Regions from separate parts of the Homo sapiens genome. Here region 2 is linked to region 1. The links are chromatin loops, found by intact Hi-C in ENCODE. Cell type or tissue: PC-9. All regions are shown on one strand. Each heading gives the region's core, and the rest is flanking DNA. Links, peaks and the distances in the headings are about the cores only.

The links. Peaks named below come from ENCODE experiments on the same cell type or tissue, not always from the same donor. Only the 100,000 strongest peaks of a DNase experiment are listed, where the experiment ranks them.
Region 2: a loop joins it to region 1, with 4 times the contacts of the local background. A loop is called at or near these places in 10 of 110 quality-filtered maps.

What each region holds. Positions count from the first base shown.
Region 1 is chr4:111,638,340-111,648,130 of GRCh38, reverse strand. It overlaps LOC105377366 (a long non-coding RNA gene), which reads right to left. Exons shown (of 6, transcript NR_188427.1): 3 at 7,609-7,704; 4 at 5,756-5,890; 5 at 2,460-2,576. Among named protein-coding and RNA genes, the nearest start is that of LINC02945, 470 kb to the left of the region's middle. In PC-9, for the core only: CTCF peaks have their summits at 5,650 and 5,849 (motif pointing right); a DNase peak (open chromatin) is centred at 5,980.
Region 2 is chr4:111,777,091-111,786,881 of GRCh38, reverse strand. No RefSeq gene overlaps it. Among named protein-coding and RNA genes, the nearest start is that of LINC02945, 330 kb to the left of the region's middle. In PC-9, for the core only: CTCF peaks have their summits at 7,935 and 8,136; a DNase peak (open chromatin) is centred at 5,081; H3K4me3 peaks cover 394 bases.

The DNA.
Region 1 (9,791 bases), core at 940-8,939:
GAACAAAAAAGGAATAATAGTAGTAAGAAATGACAGTGGAGAAGCATCCTTGTATCTTAGCCTTAGAATAAATAAACTGGTTTTTGAAAATGGAAATGTTTTGTTAATAAATAAAAAAAATTTTAAGATAAGAAATAATAATATAAAGAAGTTCGTAATGCAATGTTTTTCAGTGATACTCTCACAAACAATTATTCTTCAGACCTATGTTTCTCTTTTTCAGTTTCCTTTTCCTTCTTCTTACCCCTTCCCATTCCTTCCCCGTTTTCTTGCCTTCTTACTTTTTTTTTTTTTTTTTTTTTTTTCCCCAAGACAGTCTTGCTCTGTCACCCAGGCTGGAGTGCCTGGTGTGTTTTTAGTAGAAACAGGGTTTCACCATGGTGGCCAGGCTGGTCTCAAACTCCTGACCTCATGATCTGCCTGCCTTGGCCTCCCAAAATGCTGGGATTACTGGTGTGAGCCACTGCTCCCGGCCTCCTTCTTACTTTTTCATAATATATATATGATGTGAAGTTGGTCAAGGCAAAGTTTCAAATTGCTATTTTGATTGAGAATTAATACATTTTTAAGCCAAAATGAGGATTATTGGATCAACTTTTTACTTAACGCTATATCTTGTCAAAAAGGAATCAAGAAAGATTGTTTTTTCTCTCTCTTATGTAACATTCCATAATGTCAGCAATAAGTTCAATAACCATTAGCGATTATTAGAGGATCATTCAAGAAGAAATTGACAAGTACCTAATAATTTTCCTGGGTAGCAAACTCTGTCTTCCTGTTTTGCCCTCTGGGCTGAAATAAAAGATTTTTCAAGTTCCAGACAAATGAAATAAGTAGAAAATGTCTATACTTTATTCTTGTAGACTGCAGCATGTTCCAAGGCCTCAATATCTAATTACACTTACTAGAGAGTTTTGAAATAAAGAGATAACCCCTTTGGCTATTAGGTGTTTTAAAAATTATGGGAAGAATCCCAGAGAAATTTTCCTCCCTCCTGACACACTCTCCTTCTCCTCCCCGCCCAAGCCCATTACATCTATTAATCACAGAAGCCATATTAATCCGTGTATGTACATTTCCTCATGGTATCCAAAAATCCTTGGGTTAATTTGAGTATGGGAGGGAATGTAATCGCATAGAGTTATTTTGTTGATATTGCTGTGTCTGCTGATACTCACATCAGCGATGAAGCAGGCTTGGGTGCTTTACTTATATGAATACATTAGCAGGGATAAATTTAATAAAGCAATAAGCATAATATTTGGCAAATATGATATTTGGGACAACCTCTTTACCTCTCTCAGCAGAAAGGACTAAGTGATTTTTCATAATTTACTGACCACATCTGGATGATTCTATTCATCACATGCAGAGTGGGGATTTTAAATTACACAAGGTAGGCATACATTTTGAGTTTAGATAGAAAGCTCCATGTCAGGACTCAAAGATTCATAGACTTAAAGAATCTCATGTTTGGGATGTTCTACCTCAGCCTGCTCTTTAATGCTTAAATCAACTCAAATTCCAACAGCTATCATCTGCCGGCTCTGTAATATGTGTCTTAGGCACATGCTCACATTTAGTGTTCCTATGAGGCATGGATTGTTGGCAAAGAAATTGCAGCCCTCGGAGGTTAAATAATTTGCCCAAAAATATGCAATTAGCTTTGTATATAGTAAGTGGTGGATTCAAGATTTGAACTTCTACCTGTATGACTTTATAACTGATGTTCTTTAAATTGCCACCAGGTTATCTAAGGCCATAACACAACTTACACAGAAGAATTCGAGAACACTGTGTTTTTGGTTAGCCAAATTCAGATATTGCATTAATCTGGTCCCTGACTATAGCTGAGAGCATTTTTTGTTTTGACATCCGCAACTGTCAAGGCCAAACCTCTATAAATACTCTCTTCTACAGATAGATGACACTGATGAGGCTAGAACTTATTTCTGAATATATGTATTTGTGTATATATACACAAAAACACACAAAAATATTTGTAGATCTAAATGCACATTTCTTTCTCCCACTAAAGAAGGGGAATGAGCGGGTGGATCACGAGGTCAGGAGATCGAGACCACCCTGGCTAACACAGTGAAACCCCATCTCTACTAAAAATACAAAAAATTAGCCGGGCATGGTGGTGGGCACCTGTAGTCCCAGCTACTCGGGAGGCTGAGGCAGGAGAATGGTGTGAACCTGGGAGGCGGAGCTTGCAGTGAGCTGAGACCACGCCACTGCACTCCAGCCTGGGCGACAGAGCAAGACTCTGTCTCAAAAAAAAAAAAAAAAAAAAAAAAAGAAGGAATGATTTCCACATAAGGTAATATTATCTGAATAAGGAAAAATATCAAATTATTTTTAAAAATATGGACAACTGAAGACATAGCATGTATCTCTCTCATCAAATAAAGAAAAAAATCATTCTTTGGAAATACCCCCTAATTAGTCTTTACCTGTTGCTGGTCGTCCATAGGCCTCTACTCCCATACTGCCCAAAGTAGTATGTTCTGCCAATTACTTTGAACTTCAGTTTCTTCACCAATACAATGGAACAAGAACAAATTCTACGTCTGAAAAATTTTTTAAAAAGTTTGTATTAATATATGGATTTTTTAATTACACTGCAAATCTTGGTTCTTCCAATTTTAAAACATATTTAATATTTATTGAGTGAGCATTGCTAAATGCTGAAAACTATTTTAAGCATTTTACATGTCAACCTCACTTGACCCTTATAATAACTTTATCAAATATATACTGTTTCTACCTTTAATGTATAGATGAGGAAGCTGTTATAGGGAGAAATTAAATACTTTCTTATGCTCATAGAACTAGTAAGTGAGGGATCCAGGATTCAAGACTGAGCAATCAGAAGCTAGAGAAAAAACTAAAGAGGTAAGCAGGAATTAGAATGTCGGTTTCATGAAAAGTCATTTGCAAAAATATTAGTGGTCTCTCCACTTTGCACTAGCCTTGGGGGAAGATTTCAAAGCAGAAATATTACTGAAAAGAAAAAAAAATAGTTTTGGAAAGAGTTAACCTGACTAGAACTATCCAGGTCTTTCCCCTAATGGGCTGTTTCTCTCAAGTAGACTGTGGAGTTTTCCACCTTGCCCTACCTCCAAGTCCCAAGGAAAAAAACTACATGACTCACGACAGTGCAAGAGGAAAAGAGTGGCTTTATTTTCAGATTCCAGATGAAGTTTATGATGTTGTCAGAAAGAAAGCCATTTGACTTATAGCCTCAGTAGTCTCAGTATAGATTCTTTTTTGAGACATACACTAGCTGTGGAATGCTACAGCATGAATTAGGTTTTACTATAATTTATTTACTGTGTTTTATAATTCAGAAGTTTTGAGATTAAAACTTCAATAATAGGCACTTCTTAAAAATAATTATGATGATGAAATCATAATAGAGCAAGAGCTCTAGAGTCAGACTTGGGCTTGAATACTAGTTTAGGTTATTCAACGTGGCCATTTTAAAAAAAAATTTGTACTTTAGTTGTCTTATCTGGAAAAAATGGGGTAATAATGGCCTTCAGGATTGTTTGGGGGTTAAATTAATTAATAAAACTAAAGCATTTAAACTGCTCAGAACATAGGAGGTAATTCAAATTAGCTCATAAATTTCTGATTTTTGTGTGTTTTTTTTGTTTTTGTTTTTGTTTTCTTTTTTTTTTTGATAAGGAGTTTTGCTCTTGTTGCCCAGGCTGGAGTGCAGTGGCGCAATCTTGGCTCACTGCAACCTCTGCCTCCTGGGTTCAGGCGATTCTCCTGCCTCAGCCTCCCAAGTAGCTGGGATTACAGGCATTAACTACCATGCCCAGCTAATTTTTTTTTTTTTTTTTTTTTTTTTTTTTTTTTTTTTTTTTAGTAGAAACGGGGTTTCACCATGTTGGTCAGGCTGGTCTTGAACTCCTGACCTCATGTGATCCACTCGTCTCAGCCTCCTAAAGTGCTGAGATTACAGGCATGAGCCACTGCTCCCGGCCAACCTCAAAAATTTTCTTTGGTTGATGCTAGGTTGGATGAAGATGAACACTGGCTTCTCTCCCTCTTTTTAAAAATGTATGGTGACTATGCTGAAATTTTTCCCATTAACTGGTCACAACTGCTGTGTTTGGTTACAATTGTGTGTTGTATATGCCACTCCTTTGAATTTAATATAAGATTCATTCTTTAGATAGTTCCTTTTGTTACATAAAACGATACTTCTTTCAAGGTGTGGAACTTTTTCAAATGATATATTCAAAATCAAATTAATTATTTTCTAATGGAATTAACTGTAATGGACACTTCTGTAAAATAAATTCTTTCCCCACTCCTTTCAGTTGTAATGTTTGGATGTGGAAGATTTGGAAAGCAAACTCTAGTGTCAGAATGAGTTTTATCCTTGCTTACTCACAGTTAATTTGTCCTTGGCAAATTAACCATGGTTACCAAATTTTAATTCCTCATCTTTATACATACTATTTAATGTACATCAAAAATAAGTCTTCAATTAAAGTGGATTGTGTGATATTATTATATAATTTTATGTATTTTGCATTAATTCTTAGTTTATTGGTATTTTAACTGTTAGAAAAAGCTAAGGGTAATAAGAGGAATATAGTAATTAGATTAAATTTCTGCCCTATAATTTACAATATAAGAATCATGAAGTTTGTGAAGTATTATAAAATAAGTAGACTTTTAAATATAAATTTCAAAAATTTATAATTTATATTCTTAATATAAATTTCACAAAGCACAGAGTAATGTATGCCTAGACAAGCTCTTCTTTCTGAAATTTGAAAGAAATGTCATAAATTTAGGCTAAAAATGCTTAATACCAAAATGACCAGTCCAGTCAAAACTGGAAGCAAAATATCACATAAATTATTTGCTGCTAAATATCTGGTTTATTTCATATAAACTGATCATTTTAATAGTCATAAGATCATCATAAAATATTAATGAAGAACATTATTTTTCAAGATTATTATAGTTTTAAATCAAAGTACACTAATACTTTCCTACATGGTATTTAAACGTAACAGACAGAATTAACTGACAAGCGGTTGGCAAAAGTGGACTTATTTGCAAACGATTACACATCCAACACAATATTATAAAAAGTATCTAGAAATTTGTTGGTTCTCAGTGCAAATTACAATTGATAATTTCTTATTTATAATTAGTAATTATATATTTACAGTGAAATTTAAAGTAATTTTATTACCAATCACTCAAATAAAAGATACGTACTTTCGAATGGTTCTTCAAAGGAATTGAAAAGCAAGTAGAAATTGAAATAATATTCAGTAATGGGATTATTGCTGAACTATCACAAGGAAAATACAGTTTTTAACTGTGTCAGTCAGTACAACCCTTGATTTAGAACTCTCTTAAATGAATTATTTCACTCACTGCAAAATTATTTCACATTACAATGCTACACTTATATTATTGTCACATGAATGGCATGGTTTGTACAGTTCATATTAGGATTCTAAATATATAGGAGTTATATAGTCATGGAGAGAAACTAATGTGACAATTCAGAATGATAGAAATTTTGGAAAAGTGGAATTTCCACAGAAATTTGATTTCTCAACCCCAAACTTCATGTAAGAAATGTAAGGCCTATATTTATTTTTAAAATCAAAAGTAATTAAAATCAATTTTATTTTGAACATACTGCTACACCCCTTATGATGACTGGTAGTAAAGTATGCTGTGATCAAGTTTGGAATTCAGTGCTTACCAATTTCTTTTTGAAATCAAAACTCTTTACCAGTGACTCCAGTAGAGGGCACCATGCGTAACTTCGCACCCTGAAAAGTCTCTGTTCTGCCTGCCTTCGGTTTTCTTAAGTCATGCAGGGGCTCCCTCTGCTGTCCTTTTAGACCAGAAAACAGATGTGAATGCGTTGACCCCAAATGTCACAATTGTTGTGCAATTACATTCTAAATATTATTGCATAATATTGCAGCTCCAGATCTATTTAACTTCACTACCCACAAGATTACAAGAAAAGATAGCAAACAAGTTGAGCAAGACTTAAATGCTTCTATAGGTAGTTTCTAACAAATGTTACTTCTACAATGACCAGGTAGGCAAATAAAATCAAATAGTACCTGCGCATTGTACAGTAATAGGCGAGAATGACACATAGCTATTGAAACTGTAAACAATGGTGATTAGTTTAAAGAATCAAAATACTTGGGATGTGAGTGCATGTGTTTTTGTGCGTGTGGGTGTGCGTGTGAGTGTGTGTACGCTAGATGGGAAAGAGGGAAGGAAGAGGAAGACACTACTTGCTTGGCTCCTACAACTATCTTTGATCCAAGTTATTTTCATTATACTTTTTTTACTTCATTTTAAGTGAAGACAGAGAATAGGTTTTGGCAAACTCTTAAGAGTTTGCTTAGTTATCTAACAGAATAAAAATAAATGAGGTCATATGTTTCTGCACATGCAGAGATACATATTGAGGCAATTATCTTGATAATTATTTTTTCTAAAATTACTTTTATATTAAATAGCAGGGTAATTGCCAAAAAAGTATTTTTAGCTTGCAATGTATCTTGCTACATACCGAATATTGTCCAATTTCTGTAGCAAAGCAGTTAGCAAATTATACAACTAGTATGCATTTTAATTTCCAGTAAATATTCTCATTCTTTACTTTCCTACCAGGGTTTGTCCTAATGCCACATATTAACAAATTGTGTTGGCCTTTATATCTTCAAGCCAAACACAAACTACAATTTCAAACAAAATTTTGGAAATTCTTGAAATGTTAAAATTTATCAGCTCCATTTTAGTAGAGTGAATATTACTAAATGGGATATTCAAGCTTTTGTAACAACAATAATAGAGCTGTTTTTATTAATTGGCCAAGTGAGTTTTCTAAGTGTTAATAACTAATGATTAACTATGGAACTTTAGTTAATGGGTAAATGATGAGGCAGAAAAAAGAAATGTTCTATGCAGTATATACATTAAATGGATATGTTGTCTGATCCTTTGGGTTACTCCTAACATTATCAGTGGTGGGGTTTTCGTGGGAGAAAACCAATGTTCTAAGCTCTTTTTGTAACATGAGGTTTTGAATATAAGCATTCTTTGTACCACTGACATTGCTATATTTGTAAAATAGTCTGGGACCAAAATTTGGAAAAAAAATTATAAAACTATTAACATTGATTTGCTTACCATTAAAACGTTATAATCCATGACCCCATAGTCAGAGAACGTTTCCAAACAAATACAATAAAAACACAATGTGAAAAAAAATAGGGCTTAAAATTTGGAGAATTAACTTTTTAATTAAGTTGGTTCATTTGCCTGATGCCTGCTCTAGACTTTGAGGGTTACTTGGCATGCAGAAGACAAAATGGTAAACTTCAGTGAGTAATGCAACTTTAGACATAGCAGACAAAAATCTTCACTAATATTTTAGAACAGATTTTTTGTTTTGGTAGATTTCAAAGGAGGGATTTTATTCCCCCAAGTTGGAATAATATTAATTAGAAACATATTTTTGAAAATTAATTTTTATTTCACACATAGTTCAGTTACAAAACATGTAGAAAATTTAGATCACAACATCACCTTTAACATCCTCTTAGTTGTTCTTGAAACTGATAGGACAGCCTTCTTGTCTTGGTTGCTTAATTTCTACTTCCAGTCCTTACAAATTGCTTACCTCTAAAAACAATTGACACCATAGTGAGAAAGCACAAAGCCCAAATCAAACTAAATATTTTATGTAATATTATGACTGAAATCACATTTTATTCAGAAATAAAAAAATCCTGTGTCTATAGAGTCCAATAAAGCATTGCCATACAACGATAATTACAAAAAGTTGCAAATGATTTTTAGGTGATTTTATGTTAAAATCACCTAAAGTTTTGACCAGATATAGGTATCATAAAGATAGGATTGGGCACGCTTAGTTTGTGTGAATTTTTCTTTGGAATTGCTATAAAAGAAAAAAAAAGTGACTCAGATTCACACAACAGCCTTCTTGCTGTAACTAATCCCTCTAGATCTGGCTGAGTCGCTCAGGCTGTACTTCCTGCCTGAACCCGCCTATTGAACTGAAGACAGAACAAAAACAAAATAAAATTTCGGCAAAGATCCTTTTCATTATTTTTTAAGAATGCCAAAACTTGTCGAATTATTTGAACATCAAAGTGTCTTCCTGTCTCTCGCTCATTGTCTGTGGTATAAAATTCCTACTCATTCATTGTCTTCATAAAAAGAGGGCACAAATCTTTTCAAGGAGCTTTGCAAGTAACCTGTGCATATTCCAGCGATGAAAAGTCCTTGCAGGTTCATAAAACTAGAGCAAATCAAACTCTCTTTAGAAAAGAGTTACTTACAGAAATATCTTGAAATCTCAAAGGACATTTTCTTTCTTTCTTTCTTTTTTTTTTTGAGAAAAGCCTCTATAAAATAATCTGCTTAAAATATGAGGATTTTTTTTCTTCCCCATTTTTTAAAGATAAGGATAAAGACTATAGATAATTCATGTGGATCAAAGCATGTTGGTTTAGTTATCTGTTGTAAGGTTTTACTTGAATCTTTTACAAAAGATTTTTGGTTAAGTCTTGTTAGGTCTCTGTTTTGCAACTCTAAGCTCTACGTTATTTATAATATTTTAACAAGGATTAGTGGAAGTGAGGTAAAGTGATGAACTTCCACATTTAAATAGTATTTCTTCTGGCAAATTTTAGTTAAAATATGATAAATTATATTTGCACAGACAAAATACACTGATAAAGCATCCGTCTGCCAGTGACTCACAAGGCCAAGTCTCCCTTGTGTACATTAGTCCGTGGAAGACATTTCACAATAGAAACCCTTCTAGAAAATGGACTCATTTGGTCTGAAATGAGTGAGAAATTCAGTCTGAAATATTGGTGAGAAACAATCCTAGTTCTCACCTCACTATCATGATTTCACCACTGGTTTGATTAGAACTTTTAGAAAGTTGAACCCCAACTAATTTTAGGTGCGGTTGGTTGAATCCCAACCCCACATAAAATTATGTGATTCCATCATTTAATGATTCTAAATCCCCTGGAAGACACATTATCAAACAATGCATTGTTCAGGGTAATATATTACCTTTGAAGCCTTTCATTCCAGAGAGATAGGCTGAAGGGCTTACTCCCTGACTATAACCTGATTTTCGGTTCTATAATAAGCACACATATTCTGAACAACATAAATGTATTCTACATACATTTTTCCTCTCTAGCCCTCTCTAAGGAGAGTTTCTGAGTTATTGAATTTTCCCTTTAATTTACCTTTCTACCTACATGTGGGTGCTCAAATTACTTAATTTCTAGTAAAAATTTAGGTCTTATTTTCTCTAATTTAGGAAGCTGACCCTGCTTCTTTCTGTAAGTAGTGCAGCCTGGATAGTTTTTGTTTCCCATAGAAGAATGTAATCTGTTGCTCACCTAGTGGGTTCTGATCTAGGAGAATTGGCAAAACTCTGCGGTTTGTGAGTAGCCAGGAACCCATAATAACATAAGTCTCTTCACACTACCCACTGGCTGTCTATATATCCATGTATCCATATGCATGTCTTGATAGAATATGCTTTAATTGTTCACCCATTCACCACCCCAACCATCTTTGTATTATTTATACTTGATATTGCTCCACAAATGATTTGGTTGACAAATATGGACATCTGAAAAATATGCACATACATACCAATGTTTCAGGGACTAAAGGAAAAGCGAAAATAAGAGGTGTGACATCTTGACCAAGAGCCA
Region 2 (9,791 bases), core at 535-8,534, 140 kb before region 1:
CCTTTGAATTTGCTTTTGGGAGGATAAGCATAGTGTGCTTTGGCATTCTCTCTCTCTCCTATATTTTTTTTAACCTGCACATCATTTCAGAATGAAGTGGTAGCAATTATTGTCAGGAACCCAAGCAAGCAGTAGCGCTTAATAGGAAAAGAGGGATGACACACGGTACAGAGAAAAATTGGGGTGCCACTTGCCACTAATCATAAGAACTTGTTTTTCCCAATACACAATTATACAGGAATAAAGAAATGTGAATGCGCAGAGATATAAAAGTCTTATTTTCACTGTTTTTTTTTTGAATTAATAGAATACACAAAATCTCTGGTTTGTCTTGTAGGAAGTTTAGCAAGTTTCTAGGATTAAATGGCTTTCCTCTTCTGTGAAGGGTCTGATGTAAACCCTTGTACCAAGGCTTAAAGTCTTAAGCCTGTTAGAAGTTTCCATCAGTCAGTCTGTATGTCAGTGGATAAAGTCAGTTGCTGATCTAACCTATTCATTGCTCTCTGGAAAGATGCATAAAACTACACAAATATTTTTTAGTGATGTAGGAAGGCTGGGGAAATGAAGGTCCATCCAATGATAAAATGCATTTTCTAACTGGCAACATTTTGGAGGAACGTACTACCACAGTGCTTTTCTATGTAATTTTAAGTGCTATATTTGATGAGGTGGTGAAAAAAAGAGATCAGTTTTCTTTGGTAATCTATCCTTAGTACTTTGATAAATGTGAAAGTCTCTGTCATTTCCATGCTTAGAAAAGTTGTGTTCTATATATATTCTGCCTGAAATAGTTTTGCACAATCCATACCAGAAAAATTGTGAGGAAATAAAATTTCTTTTATTTTCTTGCCTTGTCCTCTTTTATCTTCATTTGATGTACATTTTTAATACTTAAGATATCTGCATTTCATGATACCATATTATGTTTGCTGTCTGCTAGTCAACAATAGCAGATACATATTATGTATGCTGTCTGCTTGTCAACAATTATTTGGTACTTACTGTGTGCTCAACTGTGTACTGTACTCAGTGAAATGTCAGCAAGAGGGCAGAGAAGGGGTAGAATGCAGATAAAATACCACATCTGGCCTTAGTCTCAGCCCTCAAGGGGTTTGTGTAGCATATTTGAAAACATTTGATGGTAGATCTTAATAAGCTTGGGTTGATGGCATACAAGTATACATATGCTTTGCATGCCAGTGAATTCTTATCAGGCTTCTCTTATAGTTCATATCACAAAGTTCCCCAAAAGAATTTGCTAATGATTTAACAACGTTGTTGAAATTACCAGGTTACTTTTCAGTCTAGTTGGACTGGCAAACTTCCTATGAAGCATTTTAAATCCACATTATCACGTTCCATTCCAACAATGAAGTTTCCTAAAAAACTATTTAGCTTCTCTTTTGTTATCCTCTTTTTATGATATCCTGTTTTAACTTTGCTTCCAAAGTTAGAGTATATTTACCAGATATTCTGAGGAGGCAATTATGACTATGGAAAATTAGCTGATTAGCAGGTATCTAAGGTGAATTTTGATATTTTTTCTTCAGTTAGTACTGTGTCTGGATGGTTAAACAGATAAATGTTAACATTATTCATTTTTCCAAATGTTATAACTAAGTTTTTGACTTGAAAGCATATTGAAATAACATTATATATTTTTGTGGGCTGTAGAAGAGTATTTTTTGTACATGAGCAAAGGTAGTAACATAAAAATGACAAAACTCAGCTTTTCATGGAAAATGTATTGATTGGAAAACAATTTCATCACTTTCCACCAATACAAAACAGAAATATGGTGATTTTTTTGCAAATCTAAAAATTTCGTAGCCAAATCCTATGAATAAGTCAGCGACTATGAGTTCCAGGCTGGAACTTTGGGAAGGGCATCAACTCTGGTTGGCCACTTGGATATTATAAAAGTGGCCAGCATGTCCTAGAGTGGCTCATTCATATGTAGCATCTGGCTCGACATTTGCTTCATTATATTAGCATTCTTTCTTTTACAACGTGGTATTAATTTCCTGCTGCTACTTTCTATTTCAGCTTAGATGATTTTTGGAGTTGGGATATTTTATCTGCTTTCTTCCTTCTCTCCTCATAAACTCCCAACCCAGATGTCTAAGACTTTTTTTATTTGAATATAGAAAGGCTCATTTACTTTTTCTTTAAAAGGAGCTTTGGGGAAAAAAAGTACCAAAAATAAAAAGAAAATATAACCTTATACAAACTTATAAAATAAGTCTTTCATTTTAGATAACTACAAAAATCATCTTTACAAAGAAACAAACACTAAATGTTAGCCCAGATTCTAAGCAATAGAGTAACTCACTGTCCTGTCATAGTAGGTTAAAGATAGTTCTTCATTTAGTTTTTAACAATGCCTGGACAACAGACCTTTCCATGGAATCCAATCACTGCATGACTTGATAGGTTAGGGGGTCAGGGGTGCATCTCATCTCATCATGTTTGTAGTCTGAGAAAACAAGCCATAAAAGTTAGCTTGGTTAATTTTTTGTAACTGATACTATTAGTAGAAGGCAGAGTTTATCATGGGGAGGAGAGGAAAATCATGATAGATAGAAAACAAACATTAAACTCACACGGCACAGAAACAAGCAAAACCAAACATTGGTCATAACATCATGAAACAGCCCTGAGTAAGGATGAATTTACTTTGCTTTGTAAAAGGTCAAATCATCCTATTTATGATAGTATATCCTTTGCTAATTTTCTTTAAAATCTCACTCTAAAATCCTCCCAATATTTTTCATTTTAATTAGTAAGATTTAAGTGAAACATATTATTTGGATAGAAAAGCTATTGAAGTTTTAAATTATATTTGGCTTATGCTAAACATCATAAACTATGTGGAGGGCATACAATCTTTACTAATACCAAAACCGAATGTCTTATAACTTAGATTTGTTCTTAAGATTTTATTCTCATACTAACCACAGATATTTTACAGACCAAATAAGAACTTCATCTGTTTATTGTTATTTACCATAAAACTGGCTTTTGTCTAAAGTGCCTGAGTAATTGCAAAGAGTATTACAGGGAAAAAGACCTTAACCTACATGAACAATTGCCAAAAATTGTTCTTGTGTGCTTTGGCTATCTGAACAAAGAAAGATGCCTTGATTTTGAAATTTCATTAATCTTTTTCCTCAATAAAAATTTGCTATTATAGTGCTACCTAGAAGCAACAAGTGTTAAATTTCTATCTAAATGCCATTGATACAATTTTAATAACTATAGCCTTCCAGTGATGAAATATTTTTTTCTCCAGAATATCAAGATTTATTAGAGAATTAGAATCCAACTTCATAGCTTATTTTTTATATATATAATATACTTCTTATATTATATATAAGTACTTCTTATATATAATAGTACTTCTTAACTATTTCAGTACTTCTTAATTATTTAGCCATTCTACATTAGAGTTGTTTTAAGTATGAATTAAAGATTAGGATAGACACTCCCATAAATAATAGATGCTTCATATTTATATGTTGGGTTCAGTAAAATCTATCAGCTTCCATAATTTTCTTTGGCCCTGTGGACTTACATTAAAAATAATTACACATTATATAATATTAATCCTGGTGAATTTTAAAGCTGTGTAAACACAATTGAGTCCTTTTCAATTAAAATGAATCAGGTTCATTTTCTTCTGGCATAATTTATTTTAGGCTTTCAGATTCTGGACCTAAATCAATATAGGTAGAAATAGTAAACAGAAAAAAGAAAGGGATGTTGCACAAGAATCTATAAATTTAGCAAATTTAAATCTAGTGAGTTTTCCATAAGGGATATTAACATGAAGTTAATGTCAGTCTTCCTTGGGTTAATATAAAACCAAATTGATGTCAACAGTAGGCAGCCATGGTGGTCAATTAAGTGCCAGATAATAAGAGGTTGATTTAATTGCTTTTTATTGAGTACCATATGGATGTATGATTTTTGAATTCTCTGACATGGATACTTCACAATATTTTGCATTTTTATAGTTACCTTTGTAGGAATACTAATATAGTTCACCTCAAATTGTTAAACTTCCTCTAATACAAAATTGTTTTCAGAAGAAATTGCTTCATATATATGGATCTTGGTGTCAAATTCCCAAGATGAGCTCATTATAAATACAGCATTTCTGATTAATGTGCTCAATCAGTTTTAGATTTTTCCATGGTGATTTTTAAAGAAAGCTAACTAGTGTTACATTCTTCCAATAAATAACTCAAAGTATAATTTCCTAATATAAACCATCATCCCAAATGCATTCTGTTTCATGCTATCTGCCTTTTGCTGCCAAACGTGGATGCGTATTTTTTCTGATATATATGGATAATAAATTATAGTAGGGATAAGGAATGTACTCTCTATACTACATGTTTAGAGGTACACTTTATTCAAATTATGAAGTAGGTAAACTATTTATTTGCTCATTTGTTTAAAATAGTCCTAAAGAGACACTGTTTTACCTTCACCCACCTTTTCTCATGGCTAACCTACCCACACTTGTTTCCAATGTTCTTGGGACTCATAGATCTTCATTACTACTTTTGAAAGATTTTGCATGTGTGTGTGGTGAAATATGTATAATAACATAAAATTTACAATTTAGTGGCATTAAGTATACAGTAGTTTCCCCTTATCCTTAGGGGATACGTTCCAAGAACCTCAGTGTAAGCCAGAAACTTCAGATAGCACCAAACCCTAGATACTGTATGGTATGCACGAATTTATTTTTCCTTCCTCACAATTTCATAGATAGAAGATTCATTCTTACCATAGATCTTAGCAACATTAGCGTAGGATTTTTTTTTTCTTATTAAGTCAAGAACTTTCACCTTTTCACTTAAAGGGAGTGCTTCATAGCTTTTCTTTGGCACATCTGAATTTCCAACATCACTACTATTGTGCTTTGGGGACGTTATTAAGTAAAATAAGGGTTGCTTGAACATAAGCACTGCCATACTGTGACAGTGGATCTGATAACCTAGATAACTGCTAAATGACTCATGGACAGGTAGCATCTATAGCCTGGATATACTGGAAAAAGGGATGATTCATATCCCAGGCACGACGGAGTGGGAAGACACAAGCTTCATTAGGTCACTCAGAACGGTGCGCAATTTAAAACTTAGGCATTGTTTGTTTCTGGAATTTCTCATTTAGTATTTTTGGACTGATGTTGACAGGTAATTGAAACCATGGGCAATTAAAACTGCAGAAGGCAAAGCTGAAGATAGATGGGAACTAGAGTATTTACATGGTTGTTACCATCACCTCTATTTCTAAAACTTAGTGGTTACCTCAAAAAGAAACTCTGTACCCATTAAACAATGACCCTCACTTTCTTTCCCACAGACCTCAGTAACCTTTATCCTACTTTCTGTGTCTATGAGTTTATTTATTCTCGGTACCTCATTAAGTAGAATCACAATATTTGCCCTTTTGTGTGTGCTTATTTCACTTGCATAATGTTTCTAAGGTTCATCTGTATCATAGCATGTGTCAGATTTCATTTTTTTAAGGCTGATAATATTTTATTGTATGTTTATGCCACACTTAGTTTATGCACACATCTGTTGATGGACATTTGGTTTGTTTTCACCTTAGGCTATTGTGAATCATGCTGCTATGAACATTGGTGTAAAAGTTTCTGTATGAGTCCTTGCTTTCAGTTCTTTTGGGTATATTCCTAGGAGTGGAATTGCTAAATCTTTTTTTTTTCTTTTTTTTTGGTAATTCTATATTTGACTTTTTGAAGAATCACTAAACTGTTTTCCACAGCAGCTTCACTATTTTAAATTCCGCAATTCACCAGTAATGCACGAGGGTTCCAATTTCTCCACTTCCTCACCAACACTTTTGATTTTGGGTGTGAAGTGGTTTCTCATTGTGTGTGTGTGTGTTTTTTTTTTGTTTTTGTTTTTGAGACAGTCTCATGCTTTTTCCCAGGCTGGAGTGCAGTGGCATGATCTTGGCTCACTGCAACTTCCGCTTTCATGTTCAAGCAATTCTCCTGCTTCAGCCTCCTGAGTAGCTGGGATTACAGATGCCTGTCACCATGCCCAGCTACTTTTTTTGTGTGTTTTTAGTAGAGACAGGGTCACCATGTTGGTCAGGCTGGGCTCAAACTCCTGACCTCAAGTGATCCACCTGCCTCAGCCCCCCAAAGTGCTGGGATTACAGATGTGAGCCACTGTGCCCAGCCTCATTGTGGTTTTGATTTGCAATTCGTAATGACTGGTGATGTTGCCTATGAAGAATTTAAGTGTTTTCAACAAACTATAATAAACTTTCCAAGTTCCATACTGATATTCACCTGTTACAGCTTCACAAATCATTGAAAATAAAAACTTATTTCTTAAAACTTCCATCAGAGCAGAAAGGGCGTTACTATATGGGAGGCAACACAATGTGGCATAAAAAATATGATTTATAAATAAGCAGAAACTGTATTCAAAATCTGCTCCCTCACTAGTAAGCAGTAAGATTTTGGGCAAATTGCCCTAAATTGGGAAGCATTTACGGCTTATGGGATATTATGAGGCTTACACTGAGCTATGCATCTATATTTGTTCGCTACTGCATCTCCAGCACATATAATAGTGCCTGAGGTATAGTAGGTGCTTAATAAGTATTTGCTAAATTAATGAATAATGCTTATAATATTACTCAAATAATTATAGCTATTCTTATTACTAGATAAGCAGAGACATTAGCCCTTCTATTTAAACAAATTTAAATGGCAGATCTCAATTTGTACATTTTTAAATAATTTAAAATTATGAACATAAGCATAATATACTTGTGTTTACATATATTTACACATACTATCAAAATATATTTGCGATAAGTATATAGCTCATAAAAATTTGAAATTTACAGTACAATATTAAATTTCAAAACTTTTCACATAGACAAATTCTGAATAGCCAGAAAAACCCAAAAAAACAAAAAAAAACAACTGTATAGTTTACTTCAATTGGCCAGGTGCGGTGGCTCACAAAGTGCTGTAATTCCAGTACTTTGGGAAGCCGAGGCAGGCAGATCACTTGAAGTCAGGAGTTCTTGACCAGCCTGGCCAACATGGTGAAACCCCATTTTCACTAAAAATACAAAAAGTAGCCAGGCGTAGTGGCGGGCGCCTGTAATCCCAGCTACTCAGGAGGCTGAGGCAGAAGAATCACCTGAACCCGGGAGGCAGAGGTTGCAGTGAGCCAAAATGGCGTCACTGCACTCCAGCCTGGACAGCAGAGCGAGACTCTGTCTCAAAACAAAACAAAAAAACACCCCAACACTATACAGCTTACTTCCATTCATACTGCTTTGATTGTAAAATGATTTAGGATATTTCCTAAGTGGGAATTCAATTGTCCAGTAATCTAGGCAATGTATTCCCCAGTAAGAGTCACTATAAATGTTTTGGGCATTTCTAACTGAAAAAATTAGGGCATTACCATCTCAGTATGTGCTGTTTATTGAGTTGTTTAAATTTCTGCACATGTAATATGTGGAGACAAGCTAGATCCCTGTCTTTCCCCTTGATTTTTCAGGTATTTTTTAGCCGTCTGTTTGTGTTGTGCCTCTGCTTGATTTTTGCAATTCCTACTTGTTTAAAGCCTCTTAGAGAGCAAGCAGGATGTCTTTGCACGGTATCATGAAAAAAGAGGTAAACTGACCAGTATACTTCAGATAATTCAACTTCCTTGTGCTATTTTTTGTTTGTTTAAACAAGGTAAAACAGAAACACAGTTACACACTCATTTCTTTTTTAGACAGGTCAAACAATTAGCTGTCATGCAGTTATTTTACTCAGCCTTAGGAAAATCACCTTTAAAAGTCCCTGCTTAAACAACAACAAAAAATCTCTTGGTAGGTTCCCTGATGTGGAATTATTAGCAGAATAATCTTTCATCTCAAATTAGATGGATTCCAAATGGCACCTTTTAATGAAATGCTGATTTCTTCAAAGGGATGATCTCTTCTTGGGAAATTTTCACACTCACTGCCTGACAAGGGTTTTTATTTTTGTTCTAATTTTATTTGGAAAATTACCACTGTCAGCATGTTCTCCTCTCTGCCTCTCTAGATGGCAGCATTTGCCTTGTGGACTCTCTTCCCTTCTTTGCTTTTCTGGACCACCTTCTTCATGGAGGCGCTGCCCATAGGGAATAAAATGCTGACTGATGACTACCAGACTAACTAAATCAATGACTGCATGGCTTGTTGGTTAAAGTTGATGCTATTATTGTGTGGATCCTATTTATCTCTCTTCAGCAAAAAATTTGCACTTCACCAAAATCAATTAATGGAACTTAAAGATAAGGGAAGCAGTCCAACTGAGCAAATCCCAACTCTGAGAGCTTTACCCTCCCAGACCCCCATCACCAATATGTTCACATGGGGCACTGGGATTCTTCTATCTTAGAAAAATCTTACTGAGATTTTTACCAACCTGGCTGAAATCCCAAAGCTCAAGAAACATTAAAAAAAAAACAACTTTGTTTTCTAGCCAAAGTCATTTGTGAAAACCCATATCTACTTGATACCTGGAAATAGAAATAAAAAATCCCCACCTTTTGAGGTTTGCGCATCCCTAGATAGATTAGTGGCAGGAAATGTGGTTACAGAGTGTAGGATTTAGAAGGAGCTGAAATATGCTCCCATCAGGGCCACTTTCCACAGGCGTCTGACCTGAGCTGCTACACAAGACTCTGCACTCAGCTCTAGTGCTTGGTTTAATGCTCTGTTATAACTGTCTTGAAATTCTTAATAACTTTTGAATAAGAGGCTCCTATTTTTATTTAGCTCTGGGTCCCACAAATTAGCCATTCTTGCTACATTTTTACTAAGGGTAAGTATCTCAAATAGACAATACCAACATAAAGAATAACAGATCATTCCTTTTCAGTCAATGAAATGTGAAGTAGATCAAACGTATGATAATGTATGATAAGGTATAATAGAAAACACTTTTACAGGTTTCTTGAATATTTAAATTACAATTTTCCAAAATTAGCAGCAGAATTTTCTAAATTAATGGCAATTGAGAAAAAAATGATTTTTAAACTGATTTTTCAGCACATTTGCTACTGTGGTTCCAACTGGAATGCAGAAATCCAGTAGCACACATAAAAGAAGGAAGATGGAACTGAATGTATTTCATTTATGTTCTTCTGAATAAAGCATCTTGTAAACTGTTATTATGGCTGGAAAAATGCCGTAAGGATATGCTGCTACTGGAAAAACAGACAACAGACAATCAGTTTTTAACTGAGAGAGAGAGAGAGAGAGAGAGAGAGAGAGAGAGAGAGTGAAAGAGATGACATAAATCAGGATGCTGAGACTATTTTTTTCCATAAGCTTTTAAATAAAAAAACCCCACGAATTTATGGCTATGCTGGAAAAAATAAATTTCGTACTCATTTTCGTCTTGAAGTAGTAATGTAAGACAGAACATGTACTAACATTACCGCCTGAACAAAATAGTTGTCTAAACCATTTAAGAAACCTAAGGTTAGAGTTGCCAATTTAAATTTATGGCTGCATGAATTCAGCTTACTTCACTGACATCTAATTAAACATATCTTTTAATAGTGGTTGACTTTTTGGATGTTAAATAAGTAAAGAGCATGCGAGCAATCCAATAACCCCCATCAATCAAGGGAGAACGCAAAGAATGTCCAGCCTCCTGTTTATCCCATCACTACCTTCCTAGATGCTGGGGCGTAGTCAGAATGGTCCTAGAAAGTTCAGTGGTGATCTCTAGC